Regions from separate parts of the Homo sapiens genome. Here regions 1, 2, 3, 4 and 5 are each linked to region 6. A link is a loop called in an ENCODE intact Hi-C map of the cell type or tissue named here. Cell type or tissue: PC-3. All regions are shown on one strand. Region 1 has its middle 560 kb from the start of IGFBP3. Region 2 has its middle 380 kb from the start of SNORD151. Region 3 has its middle 730 kb from the start of IGFBP3. Region 4 has its middle 620 kb from the start of IGFBP3. Region 5 overlaps LOC124901626 (a long non-coding RNA gene). Region 6 has its middle 710 kb from the start of SNORD151.

What was found. Peaks named below come from ENCODE experiments on the same cell type or tissue, not always from the same donor. Only the 100,000 strongest peaks of a DNase experiment are listed, where the experiment ranks them.
Region 1: it touches region 6 in a loop (12-fold over the local background); 2 of 110 quality-filtered maps call a loop at or near these places.
Region 2: it touches region 6 in a loop (5-fold over the local background); 7 of 110 quality-filtered maps call a loop at or near these places.
Region 3: it touches region 6 in a loop (4-fold over the local background); 4 of 110 quality-filtered maps call a loop at or near these places.
Region 4: it touches region 6 in a loop (8-fold over the local background); 4 of 110 quality-filtered maps call a loop at or near these places.
Region 5: it touches region 6 in a loop (2.9-fold over the local background); 4 of 110 quality-filtered maps call a loop at or near these places.

Annotation. Positions count from the first base shown.
Region 1 is chr7:46,482,752-46,487,751 of GRCh38, reverse strand. No RefSeq gene overlaps it. Among named protein-coding and RNA genes, the nearest start is that of IGFBP3, 560 kb to the right of the region's middle. In PC-3, a CTCF peak has its summit at 2,153; DNase peaks (open chromatin) are centred at 691, 1,831 and 2,011; H3K4me3 peaks cover 382 bases; H3K27ac peaks cover 2,965 bases.
Region 2 is chr7:47,086,249-47,091,248 of GRCh38, reverse strand. No RefSeq gene overlaps it. Among named protein-coding and RNA genes, the nearest start is that of SNORD151, 380 kb to the left of the region's middle. In PC-3, a CTCF peak has its summit at 2,246 (motif pointing right); DNase peaks (open chromatin) are centred at 2,258 and 3,178; H3K27ac peaks cover 994 bases.
Region 3 is chr7:46,652,850-46,657,849 of GRCh38, reverse strand. No RefSeq gene overlaps it. Among named protein-coding and RNA genes, the nearest start is that of IGFBP3, 730 kb to the right of the region's middle. In PC-3, a CTCF peak has its summit at 2,611; a DNase peak (open chromatin) is centred at 2,769; H3K27ac peaks cover 620 bases.
Region 4 is chr7:46,542,973-46,547,972 of GRCh38, reverse strand. No RefSeq gene overlaps it. Among named protein-coding and RNA genes, the nearest start is that of IGFBP3, 620 kb to the right of the region's middle. In PC-3, no CTCF peak of the experiment used is centred here; DNase peaks (open chromatin) are centred at 1,952 and 3,392; H3K4me3 peaks cover 405 bases; H3K27ac peaks cover 3,422 bases.
Region 5 is chr7:46,930,867-46,935,866 of GRCh38, reverse strand. All of the region lies in intron 1 of LOC124901626 (a long non-coding RNA gene), which reads left to right. Among named protein-coding and RNA genes, the nearest start is that of SNORD151, 530 kb to the left of the region's middle. In PC-3, a CTCF peak has its summit at 2,518; no DNase peak of the experiment used is centred here; H3K27ac peaks cover 168 bases.
Region 6 is chr7:46,750,371-46,755,370 of GRCh38, reverse strand. No RefSeq gene overlaps it. Among named protein-coding and RNA genes, the nearest start is that of SNORD151, 710 kb to the left of the region's middle. In PC-3, no CTCF peak of the experiment used is centred here; DNase peaks (open chromatin) are centred at 800 and 2,320; H3K27ac peaks cover 2,148 bases.

The DNA.
Region 1 (5,000 bases), 270 kb after region 6:
ACCTGGCCATCAATCAATATTTCTTAAATTAATACATAAATAAATGCATGAGTGGGCAGAAGGATAGATGAATTTCACATTCTGTGTGAAGAAGAGTTTACTTGACAGTAATTTATACTTAAAAATACAAATGCAGGAGTCATGAAATCAAAGCTGGGGTTCCCTCACAAACCATCTAGTGTCTCTATGGGAGTTCTTCCACTGGGAGAACTGAGGTAAGGTGCCCATGGCCTCCCAGCCAGTAAAGAACACATCTGAGCTCAAAGAGGTGCTGTTTGCCTTTACACCCGGCAGGTAAGAAGAGCAGAGTCAAAGACAAAAGGAGGAATGAGGGAGCCTTGAAAGATTAAATTTCAGAATTAGTCATGACTGGCTACTGATGGTCATGTTCCCTTCCATGCATATCACTTGCTTTTACTGTTTGAAAATTCTCCACATGTATCACCTCATCTCCGAGTCCAAAGATAACCTGAATAGGTGATCTGGACATCAGTTAAAAGGTAAGGAGATGAACATCTTTCTTTATGGACATTTGGATCTTAATATGTTTGTAAAGCATGCAAACATCTTTTAAGCTCTGTGTTCTGCACCCTTGAGAAGATGTCTGTATTGCAGTGGTTCTGAAACTGTGGTAGCCACATCAGCAGCATCAGCAGCTCCTGGGTGCTGGTGAGTAACACGAGTTTTCAGGCCCCACCCGAGACCTAGTGAGTCAGAACCTCAGGACTGGGCCCAGCAGCCTGCGTTGTGTCAAGACTTCCAGCTCATTCTAAGGCACACTCAAGTCAGAGAACCACTGTTGTGTTATTGGTGCAAACATCCCAACAGAGAAAGTTAGACATACAATTTATGAAGACGTGGAAGAATAAGAGATGTCAAGGTATCTGTAAAGGAAGAATAAAATCTTATTTAGATTGTTAAAGCCCAGCAAATATGTAGTGTTTAATTGACATCCAGGAAGGTTGAGTCATTTGTCAAAGTTCACACAGCCTCCTAGGAGTTTAAATCATTATGAGTTTAAAAAGACATTTAGAATGACTACTGAGAATAAAAATGAAAAAGGACAACAAAAAATATTAAATAGGAAGCGATTCCAAATGCTAGGAATTGCTAAAAGAAGCTAGAGAGGAATTTATCTGTCAAAGCAATGCAGTTTGCTTTTTTCCACCCTGCAGTACTAAATCATGCTTTTAATTCAATAATGGCATGTAAGAATAAGCTCATTAAATGAGTTAAACTTTTGTGACCCTGAAAACTAGTTTTCTGCATGTTGAATCTGTTGAGAGCACAGCTGAGACCCATCTTCTACCATCTCTGTTGACATTTTTATCAGGTAAGAGGTCACTATGGTAATTATAGAAGAGAAAAATATAAACAAGTGCATATTTATTGTATTTCAGATTTTATCTTCTGTGTCTTCTATCCTCATAGGATGCAACTATCTTTCACACTGATAAGAGTGGCCTTCCTCCATGTTCACTCTGTCAAATGCCTTGTCACTTCATGTTGGATGATAATGTCTATGTCCATGTGAATGAAAGATTCAGACAGGCACAGATTTCAAACTCTCAGCAATTAAGAACAAATAAATTTTGTAAGTAAGAAATCGAAATTTTTTAAAAGCTTAACATTTGTTTCACTTATTTAGAAAATATGATTTTAAGCATTTACACCCTTTTTTTAAACATTAAAAATTGCGATGAGACACACCAATGTATGAGCCTGTTTATCACGTGGCCACATAAACTCAGGAATGGAGGAAATGTGATTGATGTAAATTTATAGTAAGTGGTTAGTGACTCAGGTGGTAGGTTGATAAAAAACTACTCAGAAAAGGCAGAATGGACCTCAGGCTAACAAGGCTGGATTGTATATGTTTAAATATCTTTAAAGATAATGCATTGGCCAAAGAGTCAGGGAATTGCCATGAACACAGAGAAAAGACAGTAGTTGTGGCAGAGGCAGATAAGACAATTGACCCATGGACAGCAATTGCTACTTTGCAAAAACCACAGCTGTACTGCCCTGACCACGCTTTTTAGATTACCTGCTCTCATTTTTTTCTGATCCTGTATCTCATAAAGCCTTGCTTTTGCCAGTTTTCCAAATATGGGAAAAAAATGCCTGGTCAAACCACTGTGCATTCCAACCTGCAGGAGGATTTTTGTTTATCTTTGTGAATTAGTAACACTGGCATTGCTGTTGAGTTCATTTATTCATCCAAGTATTTCCTTAGAAAGGAGCTTCCTGGGTTTCTGAGATAGTGAGCTCCCTGGTAGGGGAGAAAGATAGCATGCAGGTGTTACTATGACTTACTTTGGAAAGCGACCCAGTGGGACACAGCCCAGGGCAATGATCTACCTGTCAAGGAGGAGGTAGTGGCACCAACTGCACTTTGGAGAAAATGACACCCTTGAGCTGGTTCTAAAATGACAAATACAGTTTGGCCAGCTTTGTGTTTTTGTTTTATTTTGCCTTAAAGGAGTAATAGGAAAGGACTTTGAGGCAGAGAAGGGGACAGAAAAGCAACCCTCTAAGTAGAGTGCCCCATGCGGGGGGTGGTGTTGGGAGAGGAAGTGTTTCCACTAGTAGCCTTCGAGTTGTGATGTGGAAACTTCCACCTGCAGTGCCCAGGGCAGGGCAGAGAAGTCAGGCTTCAGGGAACACTAGGCTCTATTCCACAGGCAGATGTCAGGAAGGAGGAAGTGAAGAGTCAGCAGAGCACTTCACTTGCTGGTAGCAGGTGGAATATGGATCGAGAGACAGCCAATGGATTGAGAGGTGGAACATGGATTGGTTGAAACAAACAATAGAAATATTGTGTGATCCACAAAGGCAATTTTAAAATTCTTTAATAGCCACAAGAAACAAGTGAAATAAATGTGATAATGTAATTTATTTAACACAATACATTCAAACTTTTGTCATTTAAAATGTCATCAGTACACAAATTTATTAATGATAGTTTACACTTACTCTTCTTGTACTTGGTGTTTGAAACCTTGCATGTATTTTACACATAAAGCATATTTTTATTTACAGATGCTAAACTCATCACAATTACTCGATCTGTGTTTAGATTTCATTAAATTTAAAGTTGAAGAGTACATTCACATGCCGGAGTTTTTCAGAGATTCTGAAAGGGTTTTTTTCTCTCTCTTTTGTTTTTTTGTTTTTCTGTTTTGAGATAGAGTCTGGCTCTGTTGCCCATGCTGGAGTGAGGCAGTGTGATCTTGGCTCACTGCAACTGCCACCTCCTGGGCTCAAGTCATCCTTCCACCTCAGCCTCCCGAGTAGCTGTGACCACAGGCACATGCCACCATGCCCAGGTAATTTTCTGTGTTTTTGATTGAGACAGGGTTTCACTATGTTGCCCAGGCTGGTCTCAAACTCCTGAGCTCAAGCAATCCAACTGCCTCGGCTTCCCAAACTGCTGGGATTACAGGCATGAGCCACCATGCTCAACCAGAGATTCTTAAGTTTTCTAACAACTGAATTCAGTATCTATATTTTCTTGATTTAATGCAATTAAATACTACTAAAACTTCAGATAACTGGTTACACCAGTCACATTTCAAGTGCTCAGTAGCAACATATGGCCATTGGCTAGTGTATTGGACAACTCAGGGATAGAGCAAAGAGACTTGGAGGATAGGATCCATTTGGAAGATTTATGTTGTAGTCACAGAAATTATGACAACAGTTTAAGCAAGGTTAATCATAGAAGAATGAATATGAGATGGAATATTGGAGAACTATTAGAAGGCATAATGGACAAACTTAGTAAGAGAGAAAGGGAGTAGTCAGGCAAGTCCCCAGGGAGCTGGTGTGAGGGAGTGAGCAAATGGTGTTCTCCCAGGAAGACTGTGTGTGCAGGAGAACACAGGAGTTGAGAGAGAAAGAACGACTTCTACTTTGGACAAAGCAATTCCAAGGAGCCCATGGTACTCTGAAGCAGACTGACCACACACAAATAGCCCTGGAGGATTAGTTATTTGAAGAGGGTTGGAAAGTAGTTATTGAACTTTGAGAGCTATCGGCAGGTGGTAGTCAAAACCCGCCAGGCTCTATGAGGTCTTTGTTGAAGTGAGTCCATCTCTGAGGTGCACATCTGCTTCAGCGCACAGAGAAAATTAGAGTTTGAGCCTGAAGGGTCCTGGCACAGATTGTGGCCTAGGTTAATTTGACTTAAGTACTGCCTGCTGCTGACATCTTGGTAGGCAATTTGCTAGTGTCTTCGGGAAACTCCTAGATTCATAACTTTGTTCCATATTTGTCTTCCAGATTTTGCAGGTGTCATCTGCTTGTCATCAAAGGCTTATATGCAAATATATTTAAGAAACGTTTTCCTTTCTTTACTGATCCCTAATAGATAGTAGTTATGTGTCTGGTAGGTTACATGCAAATTAAACACATATGAACGGGAGAATTCAAATACACTGAGGAAAGCTCTAGATACTAGATGTGGTGTTATTTTTGTAAATGTAAAAGCAGTCACAAATTGTACAAGTTACCACTAATTAGTACAGAAATTTAATGAAATTTTTTTTAGTACAGCAAATAGGAAAACTCAGTTTTAAGTTTGCATTTTATAATATTACAATCATTAAATATGAACTCAATTCAAATTGGAGAAATTTAAGCTTTAGAATGAAAAGATTTATTTCTACTTTTATGGAAGAAAGTAGAATTCTTTCATCATTACTGTACTTTTTAAAAATTATTTATTATACTTTAAGTTCTGGGGTACATGTGCAGAATGTGCAGTTTTGTTACATAGGTAAACATGTGCCATGGTGGTTTGCTGCACCCATCAACCCATCAACTGCATTAGGTATTTCTCCTAATGCTATGCCTCCCCTAGCCCCCACCCCACAACAAGCCCTGGTGTGTGATGTTCCCCTCCCTGTGTCCATGTGTTCTCATTGTTCAACTCCCACTTATGAGTGAGAATATGCTGTGCTTGGTTTTCTGTTCTTCTGAAAGTTTGCTGAGAATGA
Region 2 (5,000 bases), 340 kb before region 6:
TTGGAAATAATAATAACATACATGGTCTGGGGAGTTTATCCCAGAGACCTTTATGTGTAGAATTAGGTTTAATCCTCACCACCCTTGAGTGAGGCAGGTGCTGAGGTGATCACTTCACAGATGGGAAAACTGAGGCCTGAAGGTTTAAACCCTTGTTCTGGTTACAAAGAGAATAAGTAGAGGTGAGCTGATGCCTAGACCTCTTTTCTAGGGAAGTCTCCCATTCATTCCACATTGGGGGTTTGCTCTCCCACAGTATCTTTCATTGGAACCACAGCTCTGGGAGATTGTCTCCACTTTGTAGATGAGAAACAGGTTAGAGAAGTGTCATGTCAGAGCTGGGATTTCAGCTCCGGCTCCTGTGACCTTCCTGGCATGATTGTTCTCCAAGGAAGATGAAGGTGGCAGTGGGTGTTAACTCCAGGAGAATTCAGAGCAAGTGTGGGCAGCTGGGGGGATCTGGAGGAAGTGGGGATCCAGGGCCCATTTCTCAGGAGAGAAACTCCTGGGTTTGGGACTTATTGATGAAAGACAACAATGGGGTAGCCTGAGCTGAGGGTGCCACTGCCATGGAGAAGTCAGGAACAGTGTTTACTGCAAATGTGAGGTGTCATGCCTGGCCACCAAGGAGGGCCAGCGATGGGTGGCTACAGTTCAAAATATAGGTTTGGTGAGTGGGCCATGGAGAAGAGAAGGGAAGGAGAGGAAAGATTATACAGCCCTGGGAAACTGTCATGGTTTGGGAGAGGAGGAGGAAAAACAACAATAAAGGGCAGTGAGCAGTTTGTGGCCAGAGGTTCAGGGACATCCAGAACCATTGCATGTCTGGGGAACCAAGAGAGGGCCATTATATGAAAGGAACAGGTGTGGGAGCCCCAGCCAGGGGATGGGCAAGAAGGGGCTGGGAGAAGATGTGGGGCTGGGGTAAGCCTGCTGAAGGCATTTCCACTCTGCCTTTTTCTGGGGCCCTGAGGGGACTCGCTCTTGGCCTGCGGCTATACTGTGGGATGTCTCTGTCCCACCACAGTGTGTGCCTGTGAGTGAGGCTCAGCCTTACTCTTCTCAGTCTCCTGCACCTGACTTACACCTCCTTTCAGGAAATGACAATGAGGACATAGAGGTGTTTGTTACGGATCAATTTCAAGTAGAACCATAACCCAAAGGGGCAGCACTCTCACAGAATGATCGACTTCAGCCAAGGGACAAAAGGGTGTTTGCTCATAGTGGAAAAGGAGAGAGAGAAACTAAAAATTAGGAGCGGGAAGTAAGACTAAGTGCAAAATCCCTGAGAGATTCTAGGTGAGCTGGCCATCCATTTAGGAAGAGATGGGCTGTAGGAGTAAAGTCTCATCACTGAGGAAGGTGCCTGGGTAGGTAGTGCAGGAGGAACGTAACCTGTATCTTAACCAATCAGCACTTTGAAATCACAAAATTCAGAACTCCCTGAATTCTGGATCCAGCCAGGACTGGATCCTTTCATGGGTTGAAAGGCTCATTCTAGTCACTGGAGCTTATGGAAAACTAAAGAGTATTTTTATCATGAATATTCCATTTTTGACATCTGTTAAGTATTAGGAATATCTTAGACACTGCGCAGAACACGAACTGAACACTCTTGGCAGGGGCTGCTGGTGAGTGTGCTCTTAGGTAAAGTAAGCGGACACAGACCCCCTGTTCAAGAGAGGAAACCATGGCTGTGTCATCAAATGGGCCGCCCTGGGAGACACCTGAGCAGTCAGGACACACCCAGAGTTGTGCCTTCAGGGTTTTATCGTCTTTTCACATCACTTTTTCCTATTATCGTGTCATGCGTTCCCATTTTGCCAGTGAAGAGTATGAGCCTCAGAGAATTTATGTGCCATTTACCTGGTAAGTAACCAAGTTGGAATCAGAATGAGGAAATGCAGGGAAAATTTAAATTTCATTCCTTCATATCACAAATATCTCTTGACATGTGTTTAATTAAAGTAACGAACTGAGATTTACTCCATGGGGAAACTGTAGTCTCAATAAAGGCACTTGGGCAACTCCAACTCCTTGACTTCTGGTAGTTTACATTCTTGATGTGATTTTTGTATATATTTAGGAGGCTAAAGAGGCCAAAACCAAAAATGCAATCTTTTCTATGTATTGTTTAAAAGTGAATAAAAAGTATTCCTTAATTTGCTTTATTAGAAAAGTATTTCTTTTAAAATTCCTGATCCTTTATGCATTAGGGCGAAGGGTGAGATTTGCACCTTGTCACCACTAGATGGCAACATCTGAGCGTAGAGTTCAGGCTCAGCGCGGTGGGCACCAACATTCCACAGGGCGCCTGACATGCGGCCTGGGATGGCGCCTCAGAAGGTTGGGCCAGCCAGCCAGCAAGCACCTGTTCCCTGATCCTAAAATAAACCATGGCGGGTCAAAACTCCTAATTGGTTCTATACACCTCTGAAGCCCAGCTCTCCTCGCATTCCACCCTGCTTGAAAAACTAGCAATGGCTCCCTCCAAAGACTAATGTCACCTATCGTCCCCAGATAGAGATTTGATCAATCCTTATTTCTTGACTTTTTCTGTGCCCTGTGTTGGGGAGTGTGGTGTGTCCAGGCCCATCAGAGCTGGCCAGCCAGCCTGGTAGAGGGGTATTGCTCATGGCCATAGAGCCACTGAGCAGGACAGCTGGCCAGCACCCTGGACGACTGAGGATTCTGTCCACAGACACAGACTCATCCACAGAGCTTGTGAGCCATGTAGGACATTTATCCGTGTGCTTTTGGCTGAGTGCAGACATCCAGAGGGTCAACCAAATGGATTGCTTCAAGCAGGTGGCAGCGTGCCTTCCCCGGCATGCTGAGCTGCTGGCCTTCTCCCCACCTCAATTCATTCCTTGCCTGCCCACTACCAGACACATTTAACCTATACCTCTTTGCCACTGTTTCCTCACAGTTGGGCACAGCATTTGGCACAGCTGCTGGAGGAGTCTCCCTGGCCTTTCTGCCCTGAAGAAATCACTCCTGAGCTGTGTGGCTGGGCTCAGGGCCTTGGACTCTGCAGCTGGGATCTCTGGGTGGGATTCAGGCACATGCCTTGAAGCACCCAAGTTAGCAGCAGTCGTTGAGGTGTTTGTTAGTCTATGAACCTTTCCAGTACCCACTCCCTCAGTGGCTCACTGTTCCAGAGACTGCACCACATCCTGGCTATGTGATGTGAATGTCTGATTCATGCCTTCCAGGGCAAACAATCAAGTCAGAGGAAGAGGCAGAGAGATTCTAACATGAATATAAGGGTTGAAGTCCACGGGAGGTGGGGAGGCAGAGGGAGGATGATTGCTCCATCTGGGACTTGGGGAAAGGTGCAATTTGGTAGATAGAAGGACCTACAGGCATCCACCAGGCTTGAGAGAAGGTCCACGCACCCCCTCTTTCTCCTTCTTCAGAATTTCTTCTGGCTTGTGGGGCCTACCTCCTTCTACAGAAGTTGGATTGAGAAGGGTGGGGCTGTGCTCCTCCTGAGTGTGAGGAGATCCAGAAACCTGGTCCTTAGGCAAATGTCTAGGTCTTTCTTCACTTACATGAGGCCTGAGCTACTTCCCCTTGGGAGGAGGTGTGGCATTGCTCCCTCTCTTTGGCCTGGAGCAGGTAGCCTCATCTGGCTGTTCCCTGGGAACCTGGTACGTTCGCTTTCCACAGTGCCCTTCCCACACTGGCCTTGGTTCACATATGGGTAATCCAGGATCTAGCTATGGGTTGGGAAGGAGTCGGGCTGTGTAGTCATTGGCTGCTTTGGTTCTAAGTTTCAGGTCTTTCAGCTAGATGGAGTTCTCTCCAATGGCTCCAGCGAGGGCTGGGAAGACAAAATCTAATAAAATAAAGCCTGTCTCTTTGCTCCGCCTTCTCTCTATGAATGTCAGCATGTTATGAGTCTAATAGTCTACTTGGCAAATCATTCTTTCTTCTTTTATATAGTATGCAATTTCAAAGAAAATTTGTATTTGTTTGTAGTCTTGAGTTCAAACCTTTTAAATTTTTAGATGGCCAGAAAATTAATTAGATAGGCATGAACTTCAGTGTTTTGTTGGATGGCTGACGGTTACGAAGCTGTTAAAGGATCTTCACATGCTTTTGTTTTCTGTTCTGACTCTGTATCAATTCTTTTGAACAGCAATTAGATGACAATTAAAGAATCCTAATGGGAAGAGATCTCTCAAATGTCTGGTTCTGTTTTGCTTTGTTTTGTTTTCCCTGCACTCTATCTCTAGTGTCTCAGTTTGTTTAGGCTGCTATAAAATACCATAGACTGAGTGGCTTCTAAACAATAGAAAATATATTTTTTACAGATCAGGAGGCTGCAAAATCCAAGATCAAAGCCCTGGCAGATTTGGTGTCTGGTGGGAGCTCACTTCCTGGTTCACAGAGGGTGCCTTACCTTGGTGTCTTCACATGGTGGAAGAGATGAGGGAGCTCCCTGGGGCTCCTTGATAAGGGCGCTGATCCCATCATGAGGCCTCTCCTGTCCCCTACCCCGATCTGATCACCTCCCAAAGGCCCCACCTCTAATACTGTCACTTTGGGGGTTATTTCAATGTATGAATTTTGGGGATATGAACATTCAGACCACAGCACCTACCAAATGTAATGTGAGGCAGCATCAAAGTGCTCATGATTGCAAGTTTTCTGCTCAAAAGTGGGACATTCCTAATTGCCAGAAGAGCTTGGACCATCCCCAGAATAGGCATCACTCCCTGGGTAGGTGGAAAAACACAGAGGGTCTTGCCCACAGCTAACGGATGAGTTCTCTGAGGGATTCCGGTGGACTGTTTCAAGGCAGCGTTTTAAATCCTTTCTCAAGAAAGGAAATTGTGGGACCCTGGGGAAATCTCGTTACACATTTCTTTTGCCCTATTTGAAATATGAAGTGATGAGTTTTTCTGTAATCTTTCTATGGAGGCACCTATATCCAAAAGGACAAACAAGCAAGACTTGTAAATAAAGAAAGTTCAAGCAGCAGGTTTCCACTG
Region 3 (5,000 bases), 98 kb after region 6:
TCCTCGACTTCTGGAGTGAGGGCTATTATGGTGGGAAAGGCCAAGTGGAAGCTGCTAGAATCACATCAACCTAAAAAAATAGTAAATCAAAAGCAATACTACATTCTTGGAGGGACTGGAAAGATTATTGCCACCATGAAAAAACATGAAAGATTCAGGGGTGGCAATTCTCACCACATCCTCATTTGTCTCTATTTGGCCTGTGCAAAAGACAGATGGATCTTAAAGAATGACAGTGGACCATTGTAAGATTAATCAAGTGGTACCTCTAATTGCAGCTGCTGGACTAGATGTGGCTTCATTGCTTGAGCAAATTAACAAATCTCTTGATACATGGTACCCAGCTATTAATCTGACAAATTCTTTTTTTCTTTATACTTGTCCAGAGGCTGATCAGAAGCAGCTTTGTTTTCAACTGGTAAGGCCAGCTATACACCTTAACAGTCCTACTTCAGCCTCATATTAACACTCTAGCTCTATGCCATAATTTAGTTTTCAGGGATCTTGATTGCCTTTCCTGTCTACAAGATATCATGCTGGTCCATTGCATTGATGACACTCATTGGATCTGGTGAGCAAAAAGTAGAAGCTGCTCTAGACCTCTTGATAAGATATTTGTGTGTCAGAAGGTGGGAAATAAACCCAACAAAAATTCAGGGGCCTTCTAACTCAATTAAATATTTAAGGGCCCAGTGGTGTGGGGATATCAAGATATCTCTTCTGAAGTGAAGGATAAATTGTTGCATCTTGCCTTTCCTCCAACTAAGAAGGTGGCACAGTGCCTAGTGGGCTTCTCTGGATTTAGGAGGTAATATATTTATCATTTTGGTGTATTTCACTGGCCCATTTACTGAATGACCTGAAAAGCTGCTGGTTTTGATTTGAGCCCAGAATAAGGGCTCTTCAAGAGGTCCAGGCTGCTGTGCAAGCTTCTCTGCCTCTTGGGCCATATGGTTCAGCAGATCCAGTGGTTCTTGAAGTGTCAATAGTGGGTGGCGATGCTGTTTGGAGCTTTTGCTAGGCTCCAATAGATGAATTAGAGCACAGGCCTTTAGGACTTTGGGGCAAGATCCTATCGTCATCTGCAGAAAACTGCTCTCCTTTTGAGAAATAGCTTTTTTTTCTGCAACTGACAGTTTAATTGTAAGCCACAAATTTACCAAGCAACTTGAGCTGCCCATCATGAACTGACTATTAGCTGACCCATGAAGCCATCAAGTTGGCTGCATGCAGCAACACTCCATCATCAAATGAAGGTGGCATATACTTGGGGTATATGAGCAGGCCCTGAAAGCACAAATAAGTTACATGAAGAAGTGGTTCAAATTTTCATGGTCTCCATTCTTGCTTCATTACCTTCTGTCTCTCAGCTACACCTGTGGGCTCCTGGGGAGTTCTCAACAATCAGTTGACAGAGGAAGACAAGACTCAGTCCTGGTTTAGAGATGATTCTGCATGATATGCAGGGCAGCTGCAGCACTGCAGCCACCCTCTGGGACATTCCTGAAGGACATTGGTGAAGGGAAATTTTCCCAGTGGGCAGAACTTTGGGCATCCATCTAATTGTCCATTTTGTTTGGAAGGAGAAGTGGCTAGACATACAATTATATACCAGTTGATGTCTAATGCTTTGGCCTAATGGTCAGAGACTTGGAAGGAGCACGATTGGAAAATGTCACAGAGAAGTTTGAGGACAGTTTTTCCCTGAATGGAGAAAAAGTGGGAAGATATTTGTGTCTCATGAGAATGCTCATCAAATGGTGACCTTAGCAGAGGAGGATTTTAATAATAAAGTGGATAGGATGACATATTTTGGATACCAGTTAGCCTCTTTTCTAAGCCAACCTTGTTATTAACCAATGGACTCATGAACATATTGGCCATGTGGCAGGCATGAAGGTTATGCATAGGCTCAGCAACAGGGACTCCACTCATTGATGCTGAAGTGGCTATGGCCACTGCTGAGTGTCCAATCTGCCAGCAGCAGAGACCAGAACAGATTCTCAGCCCCCAGCCCCATAGCATCATTCCTGGGGTCATGAGACAGCTAGGTGGTGGCAGGTTGATAATATTAGATAGCTTCCATGATGGAAGGGGTAATGTTTTGTCCTTCCTGGAATATATACTTACTCCGGATATAGATTTGCTTTTCTTGAATGTTTCTGTCAAGACTACCTTTGGTGGACTCACAGAATGCCTCAACTGTCTTTAGGGCTTTAGCACTTTGGGGCAAAATCCTGTCTTCATGTTATTCCACCATCATGTTTTTCCATACAGCACTGCTTCTGATCAAGGAACTCACTTAATAGCTTAAGAAATGTGGCAATGGTCTCATGTTCAGGAACTCACTAGTCTTACCACATCCCCCACTATCCTGAAGTAGCCATCTTGATAGAATGGTTGAATGGCCATTTGAAGTCTTGGTTACAGGACCAGCTAGGTGATAATACCTTGAGGGTTGAGGCAGTGTTCTCCAGAAGACTATGTTCTGAATCAGCATCCAATATTTGGTGCTGTTTGTCTGATAGCCAAAATTCTTAGGTCCAGAAATCAAGGTTCAAAATTGAAGTGACACTACTCATGACTTCCCCTAGTGTCCCATTAGCAAAATGTTTTCTTCCTGCTTCCATGACTTTATGCTCTGCTGACCTAGAAGTCTTCATCCTGGAAAAAGAAATGTTCCCACCAGAAGACAAAATCATGATTTCATTAAACAGGAAGTTAAGAGTGCCATCCACCACCTTTGGGATCTCCCTTCTGAGTCAACAGGCCAAGAATTTACTGTGTTGGCTGGCATGACTGATCCAGATTACCAAGGGGACACTGAACTACTACTCCCTAGTGGAGGTAGAGTATGTCTGGAATACTTAGAGCATCTCTTAATATTACCATGTCCTGTGATTAAAGTCAATGGAAAACCACAAAAAGCTAATATATTCAGGCCATCTAATGGCCCAGACCCTTCAGGAATGAAGGTTTGGGTCATCCTACCAGGTAAAGAACCACAATTGGCTGAGGTGCTTGCTAAAGTCAAAGGGAATACAGAATGGATAGTGGAAGAAGGTAGTTATAAATACCAGCTACAAACACATGACCAGTTACAGAAAAATGACTCATGACTGCAATTGTCACAAGCACTTTCTCCTTACTTTGTTCTGAGTATGTTTTTATGCATATGTATGTGTATCTTTTATTCTGTCTTATCTTGTTGCCTTGTAACATAAGATGTATTTATTTCGTATTGTAGTATTTAAATATTGTTAATTTACATTATAAAATTTAAGTTATAGAATACCAAGGAGAAGAATAAACATCACTCAGGGCTTTACCTCTGCTTCTGGGGAAGGAGTTAGTGCATTACTGGTAGTACATAGGATAGGTGTATCACGTTCAGTGGCATTGTGACCTTGTTATTGTTTTTATTTGAGGATTAATTATGATTTGAGGTGAGGCATTTGTGTGCCAAGTTGACAAAGTTTGAACTTGTGATGGTTGATTCTACATGTCATCTTGACTGGATCATGAGGTGCACAGTGCTATTTCTGTGTGTGTTTTTTATGGTTTTTCTGAGTTGAATGAGAATTTGAATCTGTGGACTCAGCGAAACAGATTGCTCACCCCAATGTGGTTGGCCATTACCCAATCCATGAAGGGTTGGAGTAGAACAAAAGACAAAGAAAAGAGGAATATGCCTCTTCTTTCTTCTGCCAGCATGAGCGGAAACATCCCATCTCATCTCATCTTCCCTGGCCCTCAGACTGGGATTTATACCATTGGCTTCTCTGGTAATCAGGCTTTTGGGCTTGGATTAATTTGCATCACCAGCTTTCTGGGATCTACACCTCTCAGAGTGCAGATCATGGAATTTCCCAGCCTCTGTAGTTTCAAGAGCCACTTCCTCATAATAAATCTCCGCATATATCCTACAGGTTCTCTTTTTCTGAAGAACACTGACAAATACATTTTTCCCTTGTCTGACAACTCATTCTGCTTATTATTATAGATATTTGTGTATTTAACCTGTTTTTACTGAATAATGATTTTTTTGCAAGGGCAAGCATTGGATTTCCCCCATTTCTACATCATCTTTAGGTCCTGGCGATCTGTTTGGGTACCTAAGAGCTTCAGAAAGTGTTTCAATGGAAATGAATAAATTAGCAATTGTTTGTCTGTGTGCTCACTCATGCAAATATAACTTTTTTTTTTCTTGAGATGGAGTCTTGCTCTGTCACCCAGGCTGGAGTGTGGTGGCGCACTCTCAGCTCACTGCAAACTCTGCCTCCTGGGTTCATGCCATTCTCCTGCCTCAGCCTCCCGAGTAGCTGGGACTACAGGCGCCTGCCACCACGCCTGGCTAATTTTTTGTATTATTTAGTAGAGATGGGGTTTCACCATGTTAGCCAGGATGGTCCCAATCTCCCGACCTCGTGATCCGCCCGCCTCGGCCTCCCAAAGTGCTGGGATTACAGGCGTGAGCCACAGTGCCCTGCCAATATAACTTTTTTCTATTGTCTTTAACATTTTGATTTTCTAACTTATGCTTCTACATTGTAAGTATTTCCAGAAAGAGATCAGAAAGAGAATCATGTAGATGCTCACTAAAATTCAATTCTTCAGGCAATTCTCCCTCAAAAATCCACAAGTGAAGCCACACTGATATTTGTATGGGATTTTTCTCAGGGAGTTCTCATGTTACACTAACATCCACTTCTTGGTATTCATTATGATTCTTTTAATACTGAAAGATTTTCAGAACTTCTTGCTAACTTGGAATCATCAACTGGCTCTAGGTGGGCCCAATAAGGTCTTTTCCTAATTCATCCAACCACCCAACACAGTATTAAAGGACTCTTGTTCAAAGCATTTATGTTATTTTTTAGCTTCCAGATATGTTTTTTACTTTTTTCAATATTTTACCTCTTCTTCATTATCCCTGACCTGATCTTTTAGATGTATGTTTAACTCTTAGACATATGGTCAATGCTTTTTTATTATTTTGT
Region 4 (5,000 bases), 210 kb after region 6:
GTGCTAGATATTATAAATAGATAATTATATAGCTATTATCCATGTGTGCTGGTGTGTGTATATATAGTTTCTATATATATATACACACACTTGTATATGTGTGTGTGTATATATATTATATATGTATATATGTAATCACTAGTGTGGTGGTAAAACTCTGGGAACATATAAATATACATCAGTAGAGAAGTATTTAAATAAACTATGAAACATGTATGCAATTGAATGTCATATGCCAATTAAAAGGAGTTATATATATATATATAAACTGACTTTTGTATATTTAAATAAACTACACATAATAAACTACACAATTTGATAACTTCTGAGACATATGTGTACCCATGAAACCAACAACACATTCTGGATAATGAACATATCTTTTACTACTGAAAATGTCCTCATGTCCCTGTGTAATTTCTCCATCTTGCCCTTCCAAAGCCCCTTCCATCCCCAGGGAACCACTACTTTCTCCTTTTTGTAGATTATTTCCAATTTTTCTGGAATTCTATACAAATAGAATCGTATTTACTTTTTTTGTGTTGCTTCTTTCATCATATTTTGAGATTTATTCATTTGGCTTCTATCAGAGTTCTTTTTATTGCTGAGTAGTATTCCATTGTGTGGACACAACCCAATTTGTTTATCCATTCACTTGATGAACATTTGGTTGCTTTGACTTTTGAACTATTACAAAATTAGCTACTTTGAACATTCCTGTACATGTCTTTGCATGAACATATACTTTCATTTCCTTGGAAAAATACCTACAAATGAGAAGACTATCATATAGTCAGTGGATGTTTAACTTTATAGGAAGCTGTTAAACTGTTTTCCAATGTGATTGTACCAATTTATATTTCCACAGACTGTGGATTAGAGTTTCAGTTCCTCCACATTATTGTCAGCACCCTTGTAGTCATTGTTTCCAATTTTGATCATTCTAGTAAGTATATAATTGTGATTTTTCTTTATATTTCCATAATGACTAATGATATTGAGCATCTCTTTCATGTGCTTATTTGTCATCTATTTAGTACCTTCTTCAGTATCTGTTCTAATTTTTTGTCCATTTTTTAATTGGGTTGTTTGTTACCTTATTACTGGGTTTTAGAGTTCTGAATATATTCTTTGTTTTTAAATAAACACAAGACAATGAAAAAGCTGTATATGAACATATATTCATTTGATGAAGAATATTATGGAAGGATACACATCTTGCTGTTAACATTGTATATCTGGTGATTTGGAGATATTGATGCATGTGATGAGGAATGAGAGAGGGGTAATGCCATAAAAAAGTAAAATACGTCCAAGACAAAAAGAAAGTATTATATGAAGATGGTGATTTAAACATATAAAGATGTGCATGAATAAATGATCACCAAAATGTTTACAGTATTTATTTCAAGATGGTCTAATTTCAAGTGATTTTTATCTCTTTATACTTCGATCAGCCGTATTATCATTTTTAAACCTGTATAATTAAAACACTAATTTTCATTGTTAACTAAACAGAATATCAAGGAAATTAAAAGTCTGAGTCACTGGGAGGATAGTGGTGATTTGAGGGAGAACCATGAATTTGGTTTGGGCCACCTGTATGGCATGAGAAAAGACAAAATCTTTTGTGGACTTCACAAGTGAATATTATTCATATTGTATTTCATTGCTGTAAAGGAGAGCTTGGGTCAAAAGAAAGCTTATAGATAAAATGACCATAGAAGCACTAAATTGTCCCTTAATCTTCCTAATCATGGATGTAGTCATCTATCTTATAACTAAATTTTTAATAAATTGACGACCACTCTGAGGTTTTAAAAGTGTTTCACCTTGGTGAACTTTGGGACTCAGATTTTGGATCTACCACTCTAATCAGATCTTTCATTTGCATAACTGGGATAAATGCTTGCATTCAGATGACTCATCACCAGCCTCTTTAGTGACTCATTTGTTTGATTAGTGAAAAAGCTCAAAAGAATTTTTTTTCAACACCATGGTGATAACAAGTTTTAAGAAGTTAAATAAATACCAAAATGCAACCATGGTTGTTGGGCATTTTCCTACATTTAACTATGTAATAGAAAACTTGACATAACTACAACATCCAAAAATTCTAGATAGTCATAACTGACAATGAACTCAGAGGTCAACCTGCTCAACCCTTATAATGAGAATTCCACAGATACTTATTGACCACCTATCATGTGCCAGGCACTACATATCAAAACCTCTAGAATAAAGTTAAAGCAAAATTTAAAAGGATGTTTATAGATTTGAATGTCCGTATACAAATAAGTAAAATATATACCATTTATAACTTCAATTATGTTAAATACCAAGGAATAAGTCTAACAAAGTAGAAACAAGATCTCTAGAAAAAAAATACATAAAACATTACTGGAATGAATTAAAGAATATCTAAATATTATGTTTACACTTAGAAAGACACAACATTGAAAAGATGTTAAGTTTCTTCAAATTAATGTGTAGATTTAGTGAGGTAACAATAAACATCTTTGCAGGATGTGTGTGTATGTGTGTGAGCATGTGTGTGTGTGTGTGCATGTGAGTGTGCACGTGTGTGCATTGGTATGTGTGTGTGAAAGAGAGAGGGAGGGAGGGAGAGAGAGAGGAGAGAGAAAGAGAGACAGAGAGACATAATGAGATGATTCTATAATTGATATAGTATTATATTGTATACAGCCAAGAATGACAAAGATCTTCTTGTAAAGGAAGTAGGTTTTGCATCAGCTGACATTCACAATTATTTGATAATTACATTATTAAGATTTTGTGGTGTTGATAAAAGGATGGAAGAATAGATCAATGGAATAAATGAAGAGCCCAGAAACAGTCCACACATATAGAGTAAGCTAGCAAACTGGCCATATAGATTACAAACTTCCCACTGTCAATGTCCATTCCATTTCTACGGGGTATCAGGGTGTCGACTTCATTCTGACTACTTCCTGCTGGCTGCAGGCCTTGCTAGGTGCCTGAGGAATGGAACTTACTTTCTTGGAGTTTGAAATATTTCTGTGTTCCTGGGATCACAGGGGTAACATGTCAAAGCATCATTGGATGAGGGGGTAAGATCTGGGAAAAGTGATCCTGTAACCCTATGTATGTTGTATAGCAACAGCATAACCCACAGTAAAGAAGTATGGCCTATTCCTAGAAACATAGCCAGAATGATGAGTAGTTTTTTTTTTTTTTTTTTCACCAGGAGGGTCCTGACTCAAACAAAAAAGAGAACCACTGGTTTAGTAACATCATAGGTTTGGGCATTGCATTAATTTGTTCATTCATGTCCTGGAGGGCAGAGATGTTTTCCAATTTATTTTGAATATACACCCAACATTCAGGGTTTCTTGTGTGTTTACTGTGGTCTCTAAGATGATAATCTAAACATTGCAAGAAAAGGATGACTCATACTTTCTTTGACATTCCTGCAATCGTCATCATTTTTGTTCTGTTTCGTTTTCAGTCAGGGGATAGACAAGTAATAACTATAAAATATATGACCCTGATATCAATAAGTAAGTCAATAAGTTTGTTTCCCACTGTTAATTGTACTCAGAGCTCCTGTGGAGATATCACAACAGGTTGATTAAACACACATTTTTAACAGGTTGCAGGGGGAGCTATGAATATTTACGGAGGTGGTCCTGACACATGTGTATTGAATAAACATCTGTATAACATATGGCCCATGCTTATTTTGGGGTGGAGACTTAACGTCTAAATATATTAAAATTAGGTCTTGTACATCAATAGGTCTATTTAGGACACAAATAGATCTAATTACAAAAGGGCTTAATTTCTGTAAACCAGCCAGAATTAGGCCATGGTCTGTGGTCTTTTTATCTGGATAAAGTCACTGAAATCAGTCTTTTGTCTAATTAAAGCTGCAGTTATAGCTGGCGGAATAGGGGCTGGGGTCAGTTAGTCAGCATCTAGAAGAGATGCCATTTGTTTTAACGTTGCTTATCTTGGGGCCAGTGCTTGTTTGGCTGCTTGAGAAGAAGATAAACCTTGTGGCAGTTAGAACAGAGTATACTTTTTAAGCCTAGGAGTGTGTGACTTAACCCTTGCCTGGCATGGTCTTAGGTCCTGGTTATAATTTGGTATGTTATTGCCACAAAGAGTCTGTCTTGTCAGTCTTATGGTCTCTATTTAAATGTTAATGCTGCTCAGTTGTGCCTAAAGTTTAAATGGGGAAGGGTATAACAAGGCACATTCAACCCTCCCCTTCCTTTCATGGCCTGAACTAATTTTTCAGGATTTTTTTTCAGGGGATTTCCTTGGTCAAAAAGGAGGGGTTCATTTAGTCAACGGGGGCTTAAGATTTTATCTTTTCCGTGGTTGTTTCCCTGTTTTGGGTCAAGATATACCAAAAGCACTATCAATGGCCTAGCTTTTATTTTATTCCATATTGATGCTGGGGTGGTGTGCTACCTAACCCAAGTCTCTCATGTCCCTCAGGGAGACCCCTGTGGCCAAGGGGCTTAGAGTCAAAAGACTTGTAGCCAATTAATAGTTTCAGGCCAGATGAGAATGGAGGTGAGCAGGCACTCATTAATTCTCAGAGCCCTTCTAAGTAATATGAAAGCCAAAAATCAAAAGCCAAAAAGCAAAGTTATAAAATTAACTTATCATCTATCATCTATAGGTTCTACGAGTTGAGCTACTGTAATCTTGGTTCATAGAAATTAGCTATACAAAGCACAGCATTTTGTTAAAACCATTTAACTAAGGAATTTAGAGACTTTTGCTGTGCCATAATGCTTTTTGTGGTCTTTTCAGTAATTTGTTTTAAGGTGGCTGATATATATATATATATATCATATATATATATCATATAGATATCATATAGATATATAGATATCATATATATGATATATATCATATAGATATCATATATATATATATGTATAGTATATGTATTTCCTGGGACAAGAAATTCTTTATGGTTGGGATGGATGGAAAGGGACCAT
Region 5 (5,000 bases), 180 kb before region 6:
CTTTTGTCATTTGATCAATTTTATGTGGGCCACACCAGACATAAGTAAGCACTGTTGGAAGATACCAGGAAATATAAGTGTGAATACAGTCGTGCATTGCTTAACAATGGGGATACATTCTAAGAAATTAAAATTGCACTATTAGGCAATTTTGTCTTGTGTGAACATCATAGACTGTACTTACCCAAACCCAGATGGTAGAGCTTACTACACAGCTAGGCTATATGTATAGCCTGTTTCTCCTAGGCTGCAAACCTGTGCAGCATGTCACTGAACTTGATACCGTAGACGAGTATACACAATGGTTCCATACTTTTGTATCTAAAGATATCTAAACATCAAAAAAGTAAAGTAAAAATAGAGGATAAAATATTTTTTAAAAGGGTGCATATATATGGAGAACTTACCATGAATGGAGTTTGTAGAACTGGAAGTTGCCCTGGGTAAGTCAGTGAGTGAGTGGTGAGTGAATATGAAAGCCCAGTGAGTCAATTACTCAACACTATGATAGATTTTATGAACACTGTGCATTTAGGCTACACTGAATTTACAAAAGAGTATTTTTTCTTTCTTCAGTAACAAAGTAATTTTAGCCTACTGCAACATTTTACTTTATAAACTTTTAAATTATTTAAACTTTTTGGCTCTTTTGCAATAACACGTAGCTTAAAATAAAAACACATTATATACCTGCTACAAAAACATATTCTTTCTTTATGTCCTTATTCTATAGGCATGTATCTATTTTTATTTTTCTTACTTTTTAAACATTTTTGTCCAAAACTAAGACAGAAGCACATAAATTAGCTTAGGGTTACACAGGGTCAGGATCATCAATATCAGTCTTCCATCTCCACAGCTTGTCCCACTGGGAGGTCTTCAGGAGTAATAACGTGCATGGAGCTGCCATCTCCTATGATGACAATGTCTAAGACCTGCCTGAGGTTGTTTTACAGTTAACTTTTTTTATGAGTATAAAAATACAATAAAAATATCAACAAGAATATAGTATGCTAAATGCATAAAGTGGTAACATAGTCACTTATTATCTTACCAAGTAATATATTCTGTACATAATTGTATGCACTATACTTTTAAACAACTGGCAGCATAGTAGTTTTGTTTACACCAGCATCACCACAAACACCCGGGTAATGCATTGCACTATGATATCACTAGGCAGTAGGAATTTTTCAGCTTCATTATAATCTTATGAGACAGCTGTTGAATACACAGCCTGTTGTTGATGGAAACACCATTGTGTGGTGCATGACTCTATGCTTTAGATTTGGCCCTCATGGAATAGACCACTGCAAGGTCAATGCTAGAGAGAACTCCTTTGCAGGAGAGAGAAATATGGTGGAGTAGAGGAACAGGGGAGTTCTGTGGATGACCTCTTTCATCTGGGCTTTGGAAGATGGGAAAAGCTTGGTCATACAGAGATTTGGACTAAACGTTTCATGAAGAGGAAGCAGATTACGAAATAATTACACAGAGGTCAGTAGTTCAACTGTTTCACCTAGAAACTAAGGTGGAAATTATACAGAAGTTAGTCTTTTCTATACTGGGCCCAAGAAAGTGAGCAAGGGCAATATGTTTTTGTTTGTTTTTTAGCATCTTTACAAGTTTTTTCCATCTGGTTTGTCTCAATTATCTTTACAAAATTCCTTGATCTGTAGATATAATTGTTATAATATTGTAATAATATTATCCTTCTATTATATTATAATTTATCTGTAGTTACATTATTTGATTTATCCCTATTGTATTCCATGCTTGTTTGGTTCCAATACTCAATAATAGCTTATAACTGAAATGTCAATTTAATCCTACAAACATTTAAAGAGTATCCAATACCTAGGTAATTATCCTGTTTTACAGGTGAGTCGATCTAAGCTATACTTATATGATTAAAAATAATTAGTTTGAGTTGTCTTTTGCTCTAATTGCTCCTTACTTCACTCGAAGTTCTTATTGCTCAGCTGCAGAGTATTGTGTAAGCACAGCAGGGAACTTTTATTTTGACTCTGTGTTAATGTAAAAATTATGCTTAATAATACAAGGAAGAATGATTCCAGGGTGTTTAGCCATGTGTTGCAATGGTCATTATTTCCTTCCAGTATACTTATCTCTGAACCGATCATTTTATTGGCTCTTTGGTTATAAATGTTTTCAGGAAGTGCTTTCTGAAACAATAAATACCTCTCTGTCCCATTATCCAAAAATTCCCTGCATTTCATGCCTACATTCAATTTTGGCTACACACGGAAAAAAATAAATAAATAAATAAAAGTAGCTTTTGTTAATCAGGCCTACAAACTAAAACCTAAAATTTTGGAATTAAAAACTAATAATTTGATAATTTTTTAAAAGGAATGTTGGAGAATGTTTAGTTCCAACTCTCACTTTAGTGGAGTCTGTAAGAAACAAATAATTATTATTTCTAGAAAGAATAACAATGTCTTTATCTGTATAGCCTACAATGTGCTTCAACGCTTTAACTTGTGTGTTCATCCTGAAGTGGGTGCTCTTGTCCTCATTTTAGAAAGGAGGAAATGAGTCTTGGAGAGGGTAGGGGACTTGTACCAAGTATAGGAGCAAGGAAAAAAGTGAAGTGACTCAATCACAGTGAGCCCTCTTCACAAATCCAGTGTTGTTCCCACTGCCCATCAACTGAGAAGCTGCTTTTCCTCTTAAAAACAAAATAAACGTAGAAACAAAGAAACAAAAATCCTCTCTTCTACTCTGGATTCAGATGACAGTCGTATTTTGCTCAAGAATATTGAGCAATCATAAATGAGTTTTCTCCCCTCCACACTGGAGATAAACCACAACTTATTATAACAAAACTGGTCACTGCTCTTGCCAAAGTATTTCATCAGCTTCTGGCATGCGTTATATCTTGATACACTTATCCAGCATGATGGCTGGCGTGATCCTCTGCCTATTTAGTATGTAGGCTAGTTCAGCAGAGGATTTAATGACAGGAGATTTTTCTTTGGCTCCAGGGATCGGCATGCACAGACAGGACCCTGTGTGAATTCCCCAGCATGTGATGATAAGATACTTCCAGTCTGCCAGCATCAAGCAGCTTCATTAATTAAAAACACATTGCGTGTTATCACTAAAGATTGATTTTTCTAGGAAGAATTACCCTTTGGCATTTATGATGAGCATGAAGAAGAACAGATAATACAATTACTGACAGGACTTTCCTCATTTTAGGACAGCAAATATTTAAGATTAGGATTAAGATTTCAGGAGAGACAGCCTTTGTGATTATTCTGCAAAGGAAATATTTGGGACTGCTGTTTTCGTTTTGTTTAGGCTGACCCTGGGAAGTAAACATTTGCTCAGCCATACTGAGTATCTGTGATTTAATGGGATATGGGCCCTAAACATATTTTAGTACTTCACCCCTTTATGCTTAAAACAAAACAGTGCAAAATAAACAATAAATGGACTAATAAAAAGTTTATATAGCTGCCAAGTGCTGAAAAAAGTCTGGTGAAGTCAAGTTATCTGTTTGAAGGAGATTACTGATATTTTCAGCAAGAAGGGCAGTGTTGTGAGAGTGTCTGGCCCTCATGGCACCAATGTAGAATGATGATGCAGGAGAATCTGGGTTCCAAAGCCACACAAGGAACCATTTATATTTTTGTCCAGCACGATGTAGATATTCCCAATATCCCATCAAGTGGTTGCGTAGTCCCTGTTTAAATTCCTTTGCAGACCTCATTATTTTACAAAATCTGTGATTAAACTAGAAGAGCTCAAATTGATAGGAAATCCTCCTAGAGTGGAAGTGATACTTTTTTACTTCCTGCTGTGACACATCAAAACTTTTCTATTTGAAACTTCTACATGTTGGACCTAAGTTTTCTCCTTTCTTACACTAAATGTCCTCCATGAAGTCTGCTACTTGCCACTTAAATTATCCAGGATCTCCTGGGTCTTGGACCCCTGCAACATCCAGGATCACCTCTAAACACATGGCAGTTTGCAGTGACTCAAAGTCAAGCACAGTAATCCAATGGCAAGTGCAACAAAACATCGTATCCTTAGGTTTCCACTATTCATTTACATTAAAGCTGCCTATGTTGAGTTTAGATGTTTAGGCAGAGCTTTCACGGGTATGTCATTTTTGAGTTGATGATGTAGCCTATGATGGCTTTTCTTCCATGAACTGCTGTTTAAATAAGTTCCCTTCTGCTTGGGTCTAGTTGAAGTGAGAGAATCAAAGGTAGATGTTTTTACCCCATGAAACACTGCCTCACTAGTTTCAGCCTTTTCTTTCAGCCACTTAACATCTCTAAAAATCTAACTTTACAATCCTTTGCTTTATTGACACAGCCTTGCTCTATGGCCTCTGTTTACCTATCTTTTACGTCCTATTGAAGATATTAGTGGGCGAATGTTCCTAGTAGATAGAGCTACCCCTTAGTCTATTCTGACTGGCTGTCCACAGAAATGTAGAAAAGTGCTCATAGGAGGGTCTACTTACAAAGTTATGACATTGACATAAATCATTTGCATTAGGTACATCAAACACTGGGATCCTTAACATTTTTTCCTCTCCTGTCCATTTTGATTTAATATAAACATAAGCTGGATGTATCATGATATCAAACACTTGTAGGTTACTTAAAGATTGCCCCAAACATGGAAACTCAGGAAAAATGTCAACGTAATTTGAATTGTTCACATCATATTTATGTTTTAAAAAGTTTACTGAATATTGCTCTATCAAACGACTTGTTTTGGTACCATCTAAAACCAACTAAGGCTCAGGTTGAGGAACAGGGTAGAATGGTTGCTGTTTATGGATATGTAGGAGGATTTGACATGAAAGTTCACTGGTTGTAGATTTGTGTTGGCTCACTTTTATTTACTTAGTGAAATCTACATGCCTTAGATGGCAGGTAAAGCACAAGACTGCTCTGATCTTGGCTCTCATGACATTCCTGTGCAACTCTCATTTTACTTCAGGCTCTACCTCT
Region 6 (5,000 bases):
ACAGGATTGGTGTGCTGGGAATGTTTGCCCTTAAGGGGGTTGCGAGACTCTTGGCATGAGTCTGTGGGACCCACTTCCTTCCTGTCTTGCGCATGAAGTCATCCCATCCAGCGACTCTGGTTCTGTCTTCTGGATGAAGAAAAAGCAACAACAACACAACAACAATCTAGCCTTCTTCTAAATTTGAGTTTTGAATCCTTTATTTATTTATTTATTTTTAAATTTTAGTGTAATTTTATTTAACTAGATAAAGCCTTCTCAAGTGTAATTTCTTTCTTTTTTGCTATGTTTCTTCCGTGGCTCCGCATAGATTTCAGATGTTTCCAAGAAACTTTCTTTACTGAGGACAGGGTGGTGGGGACATAGGGATTTTGCCTTGTGTGTTTTGTGTAGTCCTGTCCTTTCAGCTGGCCTTGGTTTACCAGTGAAAACAGGGGCTTGGCATTTGTCTTATCCATGGCCTATATCCTTGCCTTACAGTCTTATCTTTAGGATGTGTCTCTATTTAAGCCCAAATTGATGTACTTTATTCATTTGGTTTATTCATGTTTCTTTTCTTCTCCAATAAATGTTTATTGAGCCTCTATTTGCCATTCCGTGCTATGTTTGATTATGGCTCAAGCTATGTCAAGGATTAGAAAGTGTCTTTTATGAAGCACAATCTGAGTAATGTGTTCCACAAGAGTTTATCCCTCCCAGTAACCCAGAAAGAGATATGTATTGTTATTTCCCTTTAAAGGTGATAAAAGCAAGGTCCACTGTCTCATGAGTAGCATTTACCAGTGCCAGAATGAAAGCCTGAGGGGAATGACTCAAAATCCTACTGTGTCTGTGGACTGAACTCACAGCCAGACACAAAGCAATGCTCCCAAAAGGAGAGAGAAGAAAAACAAACACCAAAAGAAGATTGATTGTTGTAATTCCTTTTTATCTTGCCAACAGAATCTTCACTGAGAAACCCAAGAGGCAGGAGGGGAGACAAAAGGGTTTGTTGTGTCTTTCTCCCTACACTGTCATGTTTCCTGCCTGAGTCCTATGAGGGGACACCACCATAGAGGCCCGGTGAGGCCAGCACCATGGTGTCAAAGTCTGCCTTGTGTACCTTTGCTCATGTCACCTCTTCTTTTCTCCACTTCCAAATTCTCTCTATCCACTTCTTGAACTCTTCTTTTTAGCCCAGTTTAGCCTCTCGTATGCAAGTCCCTTCCTCTGTCCCCATTGCCCCAAGGATCCATTGCCTTGACTTGCAAGCATCTTCTTGAATTTCCTGCTAATTTGAACTGAAGAGATGGAAATGCACCTTAAAGATTGGGTGGGAAGCCAGCCATGGCAATGTCTGATGCCCAGACTTGGGAGAGTGGTTGGGTGCTGTAGGAAAGAGGTGGTTCTCGGTCCCAGTGTCAGCTTGTGTTTGGAAATGTCTGCATCTTTTATGGTTTCACTACACTGGCCAGATTCTGACATCTGATCAGCACTCCTGTCTCTGACATCTGATCAGCACTCCTGTCTCTGTTAGTTCTGGTAGCGTCAGGGCTCCCAAGGGACTCTGACTTTTCATCTTCTGCTGGACAGTTAGTGTTCCCAGTTGTTGATCTATAATCCCACTCTTGACAAGAGAAATAATAAATAATTTCTGTATCACTAAACTGTGTAAAGAATATCAAATACTAGGTAAAATTTCCTTTAATAATTTTTTATCACCTGTGCTTTATCCTCACATAATTCTTTCCATTATTTTGCCATATTATTATATCTACATTTTTAAAGGTACTACGCAATTCCTATTTTTCAGGTGAAGAAACTGGAACTTAGAGAAAATGGGTAAGGCAGCAGCACTGGGTTTTGAATCCAGACTGTCTGATTTCAGAACCTTATATCCTAACTACAAGAAAATGTATTTACTTTGTCTCGTTTGCCTATCCCAGAAGCTTCCAACTTGGAAATTTTTGGAAACTATCGTATTATAGCATTCACTGCCCTTCTCACCCAAGCAATAATTGTTTCATTGTCACGTGTGTGTAAACCAATGTGAGGCTCATTTTCCTAATTTGCAAAGTGGGATAAGAATACAGATTCTGCAGGGTTACTTTGAGTCAGAAGTTAAAAGTAAGTGAACGTGCTGTTGGAACTGTGAGTACAGACAGAGCTATGCACCCATAAATAGTGAAATACCAGATCTTTCTGCACTCAAACATTACCCATGTTGATTTATAAAAAAGAAACAATGATTTCACCCTGCTCGATCACTGCCAGGCTTGATGGGATGGTAGATAAAAAGAAAAAATAATGAAGTGTAGGAAATATGCACTTCCTCTTTATGGTTATTAATTTGTTTTTGTTTTTTTTTTCTTTCTGTGCAGACTCTTCAATTGTGAGTCAGATCATAAATCATTGCTTCACTTGTGGGTTTTGGTGGAGTCAGAGTAGATGACTTGAGAGTCTATTTGCAACATCTTTTCCCTTTACCTGGCTCTGCTGGACTTCAAAAGCCTATTTTTATGTGCAGGGTAGAATATGGAGCTGGAACACTAGGTATTCCCGGCTTATTTTTGACATCAAGCCTCTCGTTGGAAAAACCAGCAATTATTAAGAGGTTTCAGTACATTTTAAAAGCATATAAAATCAAAGTTATTCAATACTGAATCTAGGGACAACAATGTATTTGGAGATTTATTACCTCCCAACACATATCTTTTAGTTTACCTTTTTTATCCCAAATGAATTTAATTTAAAATATAATCATTATAATTATACTATATAAGAATATGAACCATGCTGCCTTGGATCAAGCAAGGTTTCAGCATTGGACATCTTCCAAGAGACTCTGAGTCAGGCACGTTCAAGATGTTCTGCAGATGCATCTCACAGGTTGATCCAGCATGCAGAGGTGCTTTAAAAAGATAACTGAGTCAGCTGGGCACAGTGGCTCACACCTGTAATCCCAGCACTTTGGGGAGGCCGAGGCAGGCGGATCACGAGGTCAAGAGATCGAGACCATCCTGACCAACATGATGAAACCCCCATCTCTACTAAAAACACAAAAATTAGCTGGGCGTGGTGGCACATGCCTGTAGTCCCAGCTACTCAGGATGCTGAGACAGGAGAATCGCTTGAACCCGGAGGCGGAGGTTGCAGTGAGCTGAGCTCGTGCCACTGCCCTCCAGCCTGGCGACAGAGTGAGACTCCATCTAAAAAAAAAAAAAACAGATAACTGAGTCATGGTGCTGTACAGCCAACATAATCAAAATGTGGGCCTTCAGCACTGAATCCATTTGGCCTTACTCAAGCCTCAGCTTTCAACCCCTTGTCTTCACCACATGTTTCCCACATACCAATTCACTCTCAAAACTTACTTCACCAGGCATGACTGACCTCTTTGGGACTTAGCATCTCAACAGTGTATTCCATTTCCTCTCTGTGATTTCTGTCATCATTCAGGCTTGAGTGACTTCTCATTACAAAATCTACTGTAGGCCATGGCCTTCACTCCTGCGTGGATGTCTCTCTGTTAGATGACCAGGGTCTTAAGCAGATGACCCACACTGACTTAGGGAGCCTGTGATTCTAAAATCAGCTGCATGATTAACTCCCGTGCTTTGACTTAGATGCAGGAGACTTTTCTTTCCAAGAGAAAGAGCAATTGCTCTAGGGAGAGTGGGAAGCCTACCTCTTCCACGGGCTAGCTGAGTGACATTGGTAACTTACTTGACATTTCTGGGACATGATTACCTAATCTGCAAAATAATATTCATTACACCTATAATCTAAGGTTGCGTAAAGATTAAATTAACTTGCTCATACTAAGTGACAGCTCTAACAGATGCTTAACAAATTTCAACACGTCTTCCTCCTTTGTAGAATATTTTGTATCACTTTTTTGGCATTTTACATGCAATGCATCATGGTTAATTATTGGGGTTGTAAATCCTTTGCAAAAAAGAATCAGGTTTTATATTTTTTAATGTACTCTTGAGTGTATTCCAACCTCTTTCTCATATATTATAAATACTCAATGATTTCCAAATAGACATGTAAAGGAAATTACTGTTCTCTTTTTCTGTGCTCAGTGGAAATATGCTCCACCTGTGTCTCCTTTTCATCCCCTTTAAAACTCTTCATCGTGTGGCTGCAGATTCACTACCGTCTTCCAATTTATCCAGTTTACCTGGTGCTGCGTGGCCTGTGCTGTCTTCCCATGACAGCTCTGGTTCCCATCCTGACTCCTCCTTCCCTTGTGCCCACAGCCAAGTCTGATGGGCATGGGAGAAAGCACAAGGGAGGACGTGTTCTGGGGTGGTATTCCAGAGAGCAGGAGAATCCTGTGGACTCTCTCTGCATTATGCTACACGGATTGCCATTTTGCTCCTCAGGTACCTGAGTAAAGATTGCCATTTGTAAGGGAACAAGCTTCCTGAGTGTTCCCAGCTGCAGTAATATTTAGCCTCAGCAATCTCCAGAACAGTACACAGAGCGAGGCCCCAGCTGCGGGAGCCCTGAAGACGCCTGAGTGAAGGGGCTCTCTTCTCAGCAACATCAGTCAAGGCCAAAGGGAGACCAGCGAGCCTCCTCTTGTTCCACAGGGCCCCTGCACTCCCTTGGACACATTCCTCCTCAGGAGTAGGAGTCTGTGTCTTAAAGCATGAGCCAGGCGACAGTAACACAGACCATGCCCCACTGCATCGTGCATGAATGTTTTGTCTCATGCCATGTGACACAGGGAAGGGTGCAGGCCTTAGTGTCAGCTCTGTAGAGTTCTGCTTTCACTCTAAAGACTGTTATTTCCCTCCTATTTTATCTCCTCATCTGCTAAAATGAGGCCAATTGCAGTCTGTCTAATCTTCCTTCGCCTCCTCCACAAGCTACAGTCCCCTTTCTCATGTGACTTCCATTGCATTAAGTGTTGTTTACATATCTTTCTCCCTAAGAAGGCCTTATGCTCCTCTATGGTAGAAATAGTCCTCATTCCCCTCATGGTCCCTGGGCCCAGGCTAGCTCCAGAT